Linked DNA regions of Homo sapiens: region 2 is linked to region 1. The links are chromatin contacts, found by POLR2A ChIA-PET in ENCODE. All regions are on one chromosome and are shown on one strand. Each heading gives the region's core, a stretch centred on a gene start or an enhancer-like site at or near the end of the contact. The rest is flanking DNA. Distances are from core to core; before and after follow the strand shown. Region 1 holds the start of SNHG7 (small nucleolar RNA host gene 7). Region 2 overlaps TRAF2 (TNF receptor associated factor 2).

Region 1 (4,449 bases), core at 571-3,070:
GGAAGTCCATCACAGGCGAAGTCACCTCCTTCCCGTGTTAAATAACAAGAATGCTTGGCAAAGAATCAAGAACACAAGCGGCTGCCGTTACTGCTATTAACCGAGACGCCAGCAAACCCTTCCCCAGTCCTGTCCTGCGTGATCCTGACACGGTGTACGGCATGATCCAGCGCGTACCTCACCTGACCTGACCGATCCTCACAGGTTCTTAAAACTCACTCATGAAGGCTGCTCCTGGTGAAGGCACCCTCCACCTTCCCACTATCCCTTCAGACCCCTAGAGGCCAGCCTAGCCCAGCGCGAGAGTTAGAAAGCCCACTCACAGGGCCCACCCTCTCTCCCAGATACCAGCGAAGGAAAACAGATGCCTGTCCACAAAACAGGAGTGTGAGACTATCAAACATTCAAACGTTCACGGGGCAGAACGCTGAGCGTAGACATAGCCTCTCTAATCTCTGCCACCTAATGACACAGATGTGACACGGCAGCCACAGCTGCAACGCCTCTAGGGGCAGTGTCCTGTTGAAGACTAAATAATCCGTTTTTACTCCCCTGGAGACAGCTTCTAGCCTCAATGTGAACACAAGACCGACTGGTCCCTCCAGTCACTTAAGATGTTGCACAGGAGGGCTTAGTTACATTGGAGGATTGACCCTGTTCCAGCTCCAATGCACCAACTTACCCAACACCCCACGCACGTGTCATCTCCAGTGAGCAGACGTCCTAGAGAAAAAAAGAAACCGCAATTTTGTATAAATCTTGCAAACACCACAGAGGAGCATCACATAAACACTGCGTTTTTTGGGAGGCCGAGGCGGGCAGATCACTTGAGGTCAGGAGTTCAAAACCAGCCTGGCCAACACGGTGAAACCCGTCTCTCTAAAAAAAAAAAAAAAAAAAGTTAGCTGGCCTAGTGGCTGGCGCCTGTAATCCCAGCTACTCTGGAGGCTGAAGCAGGAAAGTCGCTTGAACCCAGGAGGCAGAGGTGGTAGTGAGCTGAGATCGCGCCACTGCACTCCAGCCTGGGCAACTGAGACTCTGTCTCGAAAAGAAAAAGACTGCGTTTTGCTGCATCTGGTCTCCAGGAAGGCGGACCAAAGAAGCTCCCTGCCACCAAAAAGCTCACTGTCACAAGGGCCGTTCTAGAAAAATCCGACCCATGTTACTCTCTCCCCTTACTCTACGCTTAATTTGCGGGAGGGGAAGTTGGAGTTACAACACAGTGGCCACGAAACGCGGGCTGCTGATCCCCTGCAGGTATCAAGGGACCAGGACCACGAGGCGGAATGCCCACCAGACAACCGAGCAGTCCTCCTCCCGCCAGAACAGCCTCCCGCTGAGCAGCCACAGTGACAAGGAAACCACCTGACGCAGCATAAGAAATCAATTTTTCAAAGATGCCGACAAACATCTTCCCACAGCCTGAGCGACTCAGGGAAGCAGCGGCAGGAGCGGAAGGGTCGTGGGTGAACGGGGTGCCTTTCTCTAAGATCCGAATTCGCGCACTCAGCTCTCACCAGGCTTCCCGAAGCTTCCTGGCTGGAAACCGCGCAGGGCCGGCAGCGCCCTCTCCACCAAGGGACACACCAGCGGCGCCTCCTCCGCGGCCCGGGCCCCCATCCCGCGGCTCGCGCGGCCAGGACGCCCCAGGTCGGAGCCTGCCCCCACCCCGCACCCGGAGGCCAGCAGCCCAGTCCCCTAGGCCGCGCAGCGCCAGCGAGAGCGAGGCTGCAGGGCGAGGCCCGGTGAGGCGCTCGAGAACTGGCCGGGAGGAGAAGTCAGGCGGCCCACCCGCCACGGCAGCCTCCGGCGCACGCAGAGGACGAGAAGGGAAGCGCCGCGCCTTTTATAGCGCGTACGGCGGCCCGCAAGAGTCAATCCGCCCCGCCCAAGCAGCGCCCCCCAGCGGTCCCCGGCCGTTCAGCTCCCCGCGCCCGCACGTGGGCGCTGCTCAGTGGCTGGCGGGCGGGCGTGTGGGTTCGCCACGCAGAGCAGCGGCAGCGCCGTGACCCGTGTCCTGCACCGCGACCGCCCCACGGGGCCAGCAGCCAGGGCCGCGCCGTTTCCGACCCGCCGGGTGCCGGGCACGCCACGGACACGCGCGGCTCCCCGTTTTCGCGGAGGATTCCCAGGCCGGGTCAGGAGGACGCTCCACGAGCCCGTGGGTCCCGGTGGTCCCAGCCATTGGGGCGGCTCCCGTGACTGTCGAGCAGCGCCCACCCCGGGCAGCATGGGGCTCCCGCGACGCGCTCCGTCCCTTCCCCACCAGGGGCTCTGCCGGTGTCGGCCATGGGCGCGGGTACACACCAGGCGCCTAATGAGTGCTGAGGCGGGCGAGGGTCCCGGCAGGCGGGATTACCGCGGCCAGGCCTGACTAGCGCCCTGTCTGCGCTGTGTCCTGGGACCTCGGTCACCGCGCAGGGCGGGACACCGAGGCCTCGCGGCCAAGCGACTCGCCGCGGTCGCCGGGCTGCGAACGGTGGAGCCGCCGGGACTCGGACCAGGACGCGAGCTCCAGAGCAGGGGATGACAGGCCTGAGCCGCAGGGGCCGGGAGGAAGGCCGCGCTGCTGTCCTGGGGCTGGGCAGCCTCCGCATTGCACAGCGCAGACCGCTCTAGCCTTAGGCCTGGAGGGGACACCAGGAGATGAGGCTTCTGGCTCAGCCTGCTCTCTGCAGCCACAGGCAAAGGCCAGGAAGGCCGGGGTGCGGGAGCTGGCATAGGAGCTGGCTCCAGCTCGGGTACTGGCTTAGAGGGAGCAGGAGCTGGTGATAAATTCAACTCAAATTTTCATTGCCTTTGCAAAGCCAGAAAACACCCCAGGGCTCCTAAGAAAAGCCCCAGCGCAGGACCCCAGGACACTTTGCAACTGGGCTGCAACTGCGCGGTCTGAGGCTCCTCCCTGTGTGGCCCCACCAGCAGGCTGGGTTCTAGCTCTGGTGTTGGGGCTGGAGCTGGCACCACAGCAGGCTCCACCTCCAGAGATGGTGCAGGCTCTGTCCTAGCACTGACACGGTTGTTGGAGACAAGCTGGCTCTGCCCCGGGGACCGATGCTCTGGAGCTGCCTCTAGCTGTGTTGCTGTTGCTAGTCTTTGCCCTGGGAAAAGTGTCAGAGCTGGTCCTAGCTCTGGATATGGTGCTAGAGCTGGTTCTTGATTGGATTTCGCTCTAGAGCTGGCAGGAACTCTGGCTCTCGTTCTGAAGCTGGTGCAGGTCTGAGATGGCTGTAGCTCTGGAGCTGCCTCTAATTCTGGTTCTGGTTGTGGAATCAGCCATCGCTTTATATCTGGTGCCAGCTCTGGCTCTGGAGGTGGTGCTGCAGCTGGCCCTTCCTCTGAACCTGGCACTGGCTTGAGGTCTACACCTGGAACTGGCTGAAACTCTGGAAGTGGTTTTGGAGCCGGTGCCCGAGCAGTCACCGGAGGTGGCACCAGATTTGGTGATAGAGCTGCCTCTGTTTCTGGAGTAGGTGGTAGAGCTGGTGCGGCAGCTGGAGTGAGATCTGGAGTTGTGCTGGCTGTGGCCATAGTTCTTGAGCTGGTACAGGAACCCGCACTGGTGTGAGCCGCGGTGCTGAAGCTGGGCCTGTAGCTGATGCTGGCCCTGGCTCTTTTTCTGAACCTGATGCTGATATTTGGCCCTAACCATGCAAATGGTTTTGGAACTGGTCCTGGCTAGAGGGCGGATGCTGGAGCTATAGTGGAGCCGGCACAGAAGTGACCAGAGCTGCCCCTGTCTCTGGGTGTGCTGCTGGAGCTGTTGCTGGAGCTGGCTCTGATCCTGGAACTAGCACCCGAGTTGTAGCCGGAGCTGGCTCTACCTTCTGAGCTGGTGCAGGAGTTGGCTGTAGCTCTGTAGCTAGTGAAAGCTCTAGCTGTGGAGAGAGGGCAAGAGACATCTCCTCCTTCAGAGATACTGAGTCCATTGCACCCGACCCAGCACTTGCTCCATGCTGCGGGGTAGATCTACCAAGCACTTACTGAAACCAGTATGCATAGCCCCGGAGCAGACCATGACCTGCTGAGACCCAGGAGAGGACCTGAGCCCCAGCACCTGAGAGAGGAGCTACCCCATGACAGTGGGGTACTTAGAAGGTGGAGATGTCACATCCCCTGCCCCAGGTCACATGACAGAGGTCAGAGGGTAGGTAGATGGCACTTCTGTGCAGGTCAGCCCAGGCTAGGTGCGGTGGCTCACGCCTGTAAGGCCAACACTTTGGGAGGCTGAGGCGGGCGGATCACCTGAGGTCAGGAGTTCATGACCATCCTGGCCAACATGGTGAAACCCTGTCTCTACTAAAAATACAAAAATTAGCCGGGCATAGTGACGCAACCCTGTAATCCCAGCTACTTGGGAGGCTGAGGTGGGAGAATGGCGTGAACCCGGGAGGCGGAGTTTGCAGTGAGCCAAGATCGAGCCTTTGCACTCCAGCCTGGGCGACAGAGCGT
Region 2 (5,616 bases), core at 976-3,475, 200 kb after region 1:
AAACCATTCAAATCTCTGTGGTCAGTGGCATCCATTTGATTCCAGGTTGCCTGCGGCTTCCAGCCTTGGCAGTGGTGACCCTCTGCGGGTCCTCCTGGCCTCTCCTCTCACAGACCCCTCCCCACGGGGTGCCTAGCCCCTGCCTGCTTCTCTAGCTAGCCAGGCTGTGTTCTCTGTTCCTCACCTGATGTAAGCTCCCTCTTCTCGAGCCTTGTTCCCTCTTCTGGAATGTTCTTCCCTGTCCATCTCCTCTCCTGGGCCTCCCCAGGGACTCCTGTGAGAGCAGAATGAGGATGAGCCAGCCCTGGTCCTGCCTTTCTGTGCACAGGCTCCACCGAGCATCCTGGCTGCACCCGGGGGGTCCTGGCCACACCGAGGGTCCTGGCTGCACCGCCCCTGTGGTGTGTTTTTGGGACAGTGCAGGCAGGCGTAGGCACGGCTTCACACTCGGTGTCAGGGCAGCCGTGCTGGGACCTACTGGGCATCTGTATCGGGGTCCAGGATAAAGTGCTGTCCCCTCTCGACGTCTTCACGCACTGCTGTAGTTTGAGAAGTTGACCACAGAAAAGTACAGAAAATAACTCAGGCACGGAGCTGACCGACGGGCATTGTCTGTGTTCCGTGAGTGTGTACTGGGCCTAAAGAGCAAGCATTGCAGAGCCCTGCTGTTCCCTTTCCCGGCCTCACCTCAGCTCCCCAGGCCACGTGGCGGGAATTGAGGCGTTCCGGTTCTCTTTGGGCTTTAGAATTTTGCATCTGTACGTTTCTGTATTCACAAATAAGAATATTGCATTAAAAATGCAGAAACCATCCACTGGGTCAGCTGCAGGTAGCTGGGCTTTTGACTCAGCCTGGCTACTTTTAATGCATCTTGTGCTGGGCACTCTACATGGTGGATTCTGACTGCCGTGTGTGAGTTCCCTAGAGAGCACCTTCCAGTCTCTTCCCGTGTCTTCAGGGTTTGGTGACTGGAGATAGCCAGACCTGCTCTCGTGGGTCTCCTGTCAACCTGGAAGGAGGGTTGGTGGTTTCTAGGCCTCCCCTTTTTAGCAGTTGCCAGCTTGCTTTGCAGAGGGGCTGCATCCGGTCCTTCCACCAGCACCAGGGGGAGGGTTCCCATCACTCCCATCCCTCCCATCCCTGCCCGTGCTTCGTGTTGTTGGAATTGAGATGCTGCAGCGTGCTGTGTGTGAAGTGAAGTGGCATCGCTGTCACGTGCGTTTCTCTGATGACTCGGCGGAGTCAGGCGTCTTTACCACGCTTACCTCTCCCTTGGATTCTCTCCCGTGCGAATTGCCTGTTGATGTCTTTTTCTCATTTTTCTTCTGGTTGTTGGTCTGGGTCTTATTCTGCTGGTTGGTAGGAGTTCCTGATATTCCTGATTACGGATTCTCGGTTGTGTCTTTGAACTGCGTTTCTGTTGCTCCTGATGTGCAGAAGCTTAAGCCTTACACATGATCAGCTGATCTTATCCTTTATGAATGGTGCTATTTCCGACCGACTCAGAACATCCTGACCTTCCCTGAGGCTGGAAACCACTGTCATGTTTTCGTCTAATGATTGTGAAGTTTTGTCTTTAACATACTGGGCTTCTATATTTGGGGATTTGTTTGTATGTGACAGGTTTTGCTGGGTCACTGCAGTTTGTTAAAACAGATTGATTGAGGTCATCTCTTCTCACTTAAAACGAAATGGAACTGTGAAATGAGAGGAATGGACCAAAAAAAAATCCTCCCCCAGGGACAAAGATGGGGAAGAAGCCAACATCCCACAAAGGATTTGAACCCATTTTGGAAGGTGGGAAGTGGGTTGGTGGGTGGCTGCTGAGCAGAAGAGGGCTGAGGGGGAAGCTGGCCACACCGGGAGGCCCTGGCATGGAGCAGAGTCTAAAAGTGGATCAACTGAAAGACGGGGCAGAGCAGCTACCTTGGAGGTCCTTTGCCAGAGCAGCCGGATGGTCCTCCTGGCCCTCACCTCCCTGCAGTGGAGATGGAGGTCTGGAGAACCTGGGGAAGAGCTGAGGACCGCACCCCCCACGCAGTGAGAGCAGCATCGGGCTCCAGGCTGCAGAAGGGGCAGAGGTCTGCACTCGGAACAATTCCCTAGGCACTGGCTGCCACACCAAGAGGCTCCCACGAAGCAGACCAAGGCCCTTGAGGGACAAAATGCTCTGGAGCAGCCCCGTGGGCAGGCCTGGCCCAGCCGCCTCATGGCCTTCTGGGGAAGTGACAGGCTCTGTGCAAACCCACAGAGGTACCATCGTCACTACCTAATTTTGGGACATTTCATCACCCTGCAGAGAAACCTTCCCTTAGCAGTCACTGTTCCCTCCCGCTCAGCCCCTGACAGCCAGCCATAAACCTACCTTCTGTCTCTATAGATTTGCCTACTCAGGACATTCATGTGAATGTGGCCTTTGCTTTTACTCAGCAAGATATTTTCATGGTTCCTGTGTGTTGCAGCATGCATTGGAGTTTCATTCCTTCTAATGGCTGAATAATCTCTTGTATGGATGCACCACACCTTATTTATCCATTCATCCGTTGCTGGACATTTGGGTGGTTTCTACTTTTTGGCTACTCTGAAAATGCTGCTGTGAACATTTGTGAACAAGTTTTTATGGGGACGTGTATTTGTTTTCATTTCTCTTGAATATTTATACCGAGGAGTAGAGCTGCTGGGCCGCTTGTTCAGCTCTTGGAGGAATTGCCGAACTTTTGTGTCACCTTACATCTCCCTCAGGAAGTGTTTTTTTTTTTTTTTTTTTTTTTTGAGACGGAATCTCGTTCTGTCTTCCTGGCTGGAATACAATGGCACAATCTCGGCTCACTGCAGCCTCCGCCTCCCAGGTTCAAGCAATTCTCCTGCCTCAGCTTCCTGAGTAGCTGGGATTACAGCTGTGAGCCACCACGCCTGGCTAATTTTTGTATTTTTAGTAGAGACAGGGCTTTACCATGTTGGCCAGGCTGGTCTCGAACTGCTGACCTCAGGTGATCTGCCCACCTCAGCCTCCCAAAGTGCTGGGATTGCAGGTGTTGCACCTGGCCCCTAATAACATTTTTAAATTTCACGTAGTAAAATTGATTTGTTCTTTTGTTTTGTTCATGGAACATTCAATTCCATGGATGTTCACACCTGTGCAGATGTGGGTAAGCACCATACCTGGGAGACAGGCGAGCCCTGCCATCTCAGAAGACTGTTCCACTTTCCCCATAGTCACCACCCCGACCCGTGGCAGCCACACACCTGTCCTCCACCACTGTAGTTATGTCTTTCCAAGAAGGTCCCATAATGGAGTCCTACAATGCGTGGCTGGGAGCAGCGAGATCTGCAGAACGCCGCTGAGACTGATCAGGATGCGTGCATCAGCATTTGTTTTCTCTCTTTTTTTTTTGTTTTTTTTGGAGTAGTGCTCTATGGATGGATCAGTTTGTCTCGTCACCTGTTGAAGGGTGTTTGGGTTGTTTCTAATGTTTTGCAGGTCTGAATAGAGCTGCTATAAACATTTGTGTACAGGTTGTTGAGCAAGTTTTTATTTCATTAAGGTAGTTAGCAGTGGGGCTGCTGGATCACACAGTAAGTGTATTTTTAAATTCAAAAGAAACTGCCAAGCACTTTCCAGAATAGCTGTAGCCTGTTGTGGAATGCCAGCATGAGCCACAGTTCCCGCTGCTCCACATCCTTGTGGGCACTTTGTGTTGTCAGCATTCTTTTTTAATTTCTTTTTAAGATATAGGGTCTTGCTCTGTCACCCAGGCTGGAGCGCAATGGCGCAGTCCTACCTCACTGCAGCCTCAAACCCCTGAGCTCCAGTGATCCTCCCACCTAGGCCTCCCAAGTAGCTGCGACTACAGGTTCACACCATCGTGCTCAGCTTATTTTCTTTAATTTTTGTAGAGACAGAATATCACTATGTTGCCCAGGGTGGTCTCAGACTCCTGGTCTCACACTGTCCTGTCTTGGACTCCCAAAGTGCTGGGATTATAGGCATGTGTCACTGTACCTGGCCAAACTTTATTCTTGTTTCTCTTTTTCTTTTTTTCCTTTTTCCTCCCTCCCTCCTTCCTTTTTTCTTTTCGTTTTCTTTTCTCTTTTTTTTCGTTTGCCCTGCCCTGCCCTTTTTTTTTTTTTTTTTTTTTTTTTTTTTTTAAAGACAGTCACAGTCTCGTTCTGTTGCCTAGGCTGGAGTGCAGTGGTACAAATCCTACCTCACTGCACCCTCGAGACCTCAGGCTCAAGCAGGTCTTCCCACCTCAAGCATCCCAAGTAGCTGGGACCACAGGCACACCACCACACTCGGTTAATTTTTTAAATTTTTAGTAGAGATAGAGTTTTTTTTTTTTTTTTTTTTTTTTTTTTTTTTTTGAGACAGACTCTCGCTCTGTCACCAGACTGGAGTACAGTGACCCATCTTGGCTCACTGCAACCTCTGACTCCTTGGTTCAAGCGATTCTCCTGCCCCAGCCTTCCAAGTATTTGGGATTACAGGTGCATGCCACCACACCCAGGTAATTTTTTTGTATTTTTAGTAGAGTCGGGGTTTCACCATGTTGGCCAGTATGGTCTCGATCTTCTGACCTCAGATCTGCCTACCTCGACCTCCCAGAGTGCTGGGATTACAGGCATGAGCCACTGCACCCAGCCGGAGACAGGGTCTCTCTGTTGTCCAGGCTGGCCTGAAACTCCTGGGCTCAAGTGATCCGCCTGCCTCAGCTTCCCAAAGTGATGGGATTACAGGCATTAGCCACCACGCCCAGCCAGTTGTTGTTTTTCAGAATTGTTTTCCCTATTTTTGTTTGTTTGACAGTACATATATATTTCACAGTCAACTACAAAAAAATTCTGGGATTTTGATTGGAATTGCGTTAAGTCTACACATCAGTTTGGGGAGAATTGACATCTGTGTTGAGTCAGACAATCCATGAACATAGTCTATCTCTATTCTTTATCAGCGTTTTGTAGTATTTCATATGTATGTTGAACTGGCTGGAATGCAGTGGCATGATCGCAGCTCACTGTGGCTTTGACCTCCTGGGCTCAATGGATCTTCCCACCTCAGCCTCCTAAGTAGCTGGGACTACAAGTGTGTGCCACCACGCCCGGCTAATTTTTGTATTTTTTGTAGAGATAGGGTTTTGCCATGTTGCCTGGGCTGGTGTCCTGGACTCAAGTGATTCACCCACCTCTGCCTTCCAAAGTGCTGGGATTATGGGCATAAAAGTCACCACACCCAGCCAGTATACATATCTTGTACATGTTTTAGTAGGTTTATGCTTCAGTGTTTCTTTTACTTATTTATTGCTTCCTATCCCACAGCTTACTTTGTTTCTTGAGCTGTTGTAAGAGGTTGTTTTTTGAATTTTGGTTTCTGACTGTATATTTCCAGTGTTTAAAAACAAAACTGATTTTTATGTGTTGTTCTTATACCTCATAACCTTGATGAATTCACTTACTGGTTGTAGGAGATTAGGATTTTGTTTGTTTTTATAGATTTGGGGGGATTTTATGTGTGAACAATATGTCATCCATTAATAAGGACAGTTTTATTTCTTTTTATTCAATCTCTATGCCTTTTATTTCTTTTGCTTGCCTTGTTCCATTGGCTGACTTCCCGTT

The links. ChIA-PET counts read pairs that join two places held with the same protein, here RNA polymerase II (POLR2A).
Region 2: POLR2A ChIA-PET joins it to region 1 with 11 read pairs in activated CD8-positive, alpha-beta memory T cell. The contact joins the enhancer-like site here to the promoter of SNHG7 in region 1. POLR2A ChIA-PET finds 5 or more read pairs at or near these places in 4 of 52 experiments (AG04450, HEK293, activated CD8-positive, alpha-beta memory T cell and 1 more).

The regions. Positions count from the first base shown.
Region 1 is chr9:136,726,364-136,730,812 of GRCh38, forward strand. It overlaps SNHG7 (small nucleolar RNA host gene 7), which reads right to left and starts at 1,821. Exons shown (of 5, transcript NR_024543.1): 1 at 1,518-1,821; 2 at 683-723; 3 at 1-53. It overlaps LOC124900276 (cuticle collagen 2-like), which reads right to left and starts at 1,821. Exons shown (of 5, transcript XM_047424334.1): 1 at 1,518-1,821; 2 at 683-723; 3 at 1-53. It overlaps SNORA17A (small nucleolar RNA, H/ACA box 17A), which reads right to left and starts at 516; the gene lies at 384-516. RefSeq lists silencers at 1,569-2,248, 2,402-2,571 and an enhancer at 3,019-3,168.
Region 2 is chr9:136,926,592-136,932,207 of GRCh38, forward strand. TRAF2 (TNF receptor associated factor 2) reads left to right here. Exons shown (of 11, transcript NM_021138.4): 11 at 1-16. Among named protein-coding and RNA genes, the nearest start is that of FBXW5, 15 kb to the right of the region's middle. Within about 2 kb of position 2,226, at least 7 of the 41 ENCODE cell types and tissues checked have a DNase peak (open chromatin) inside an H3K27ac peak, as active enhancers do.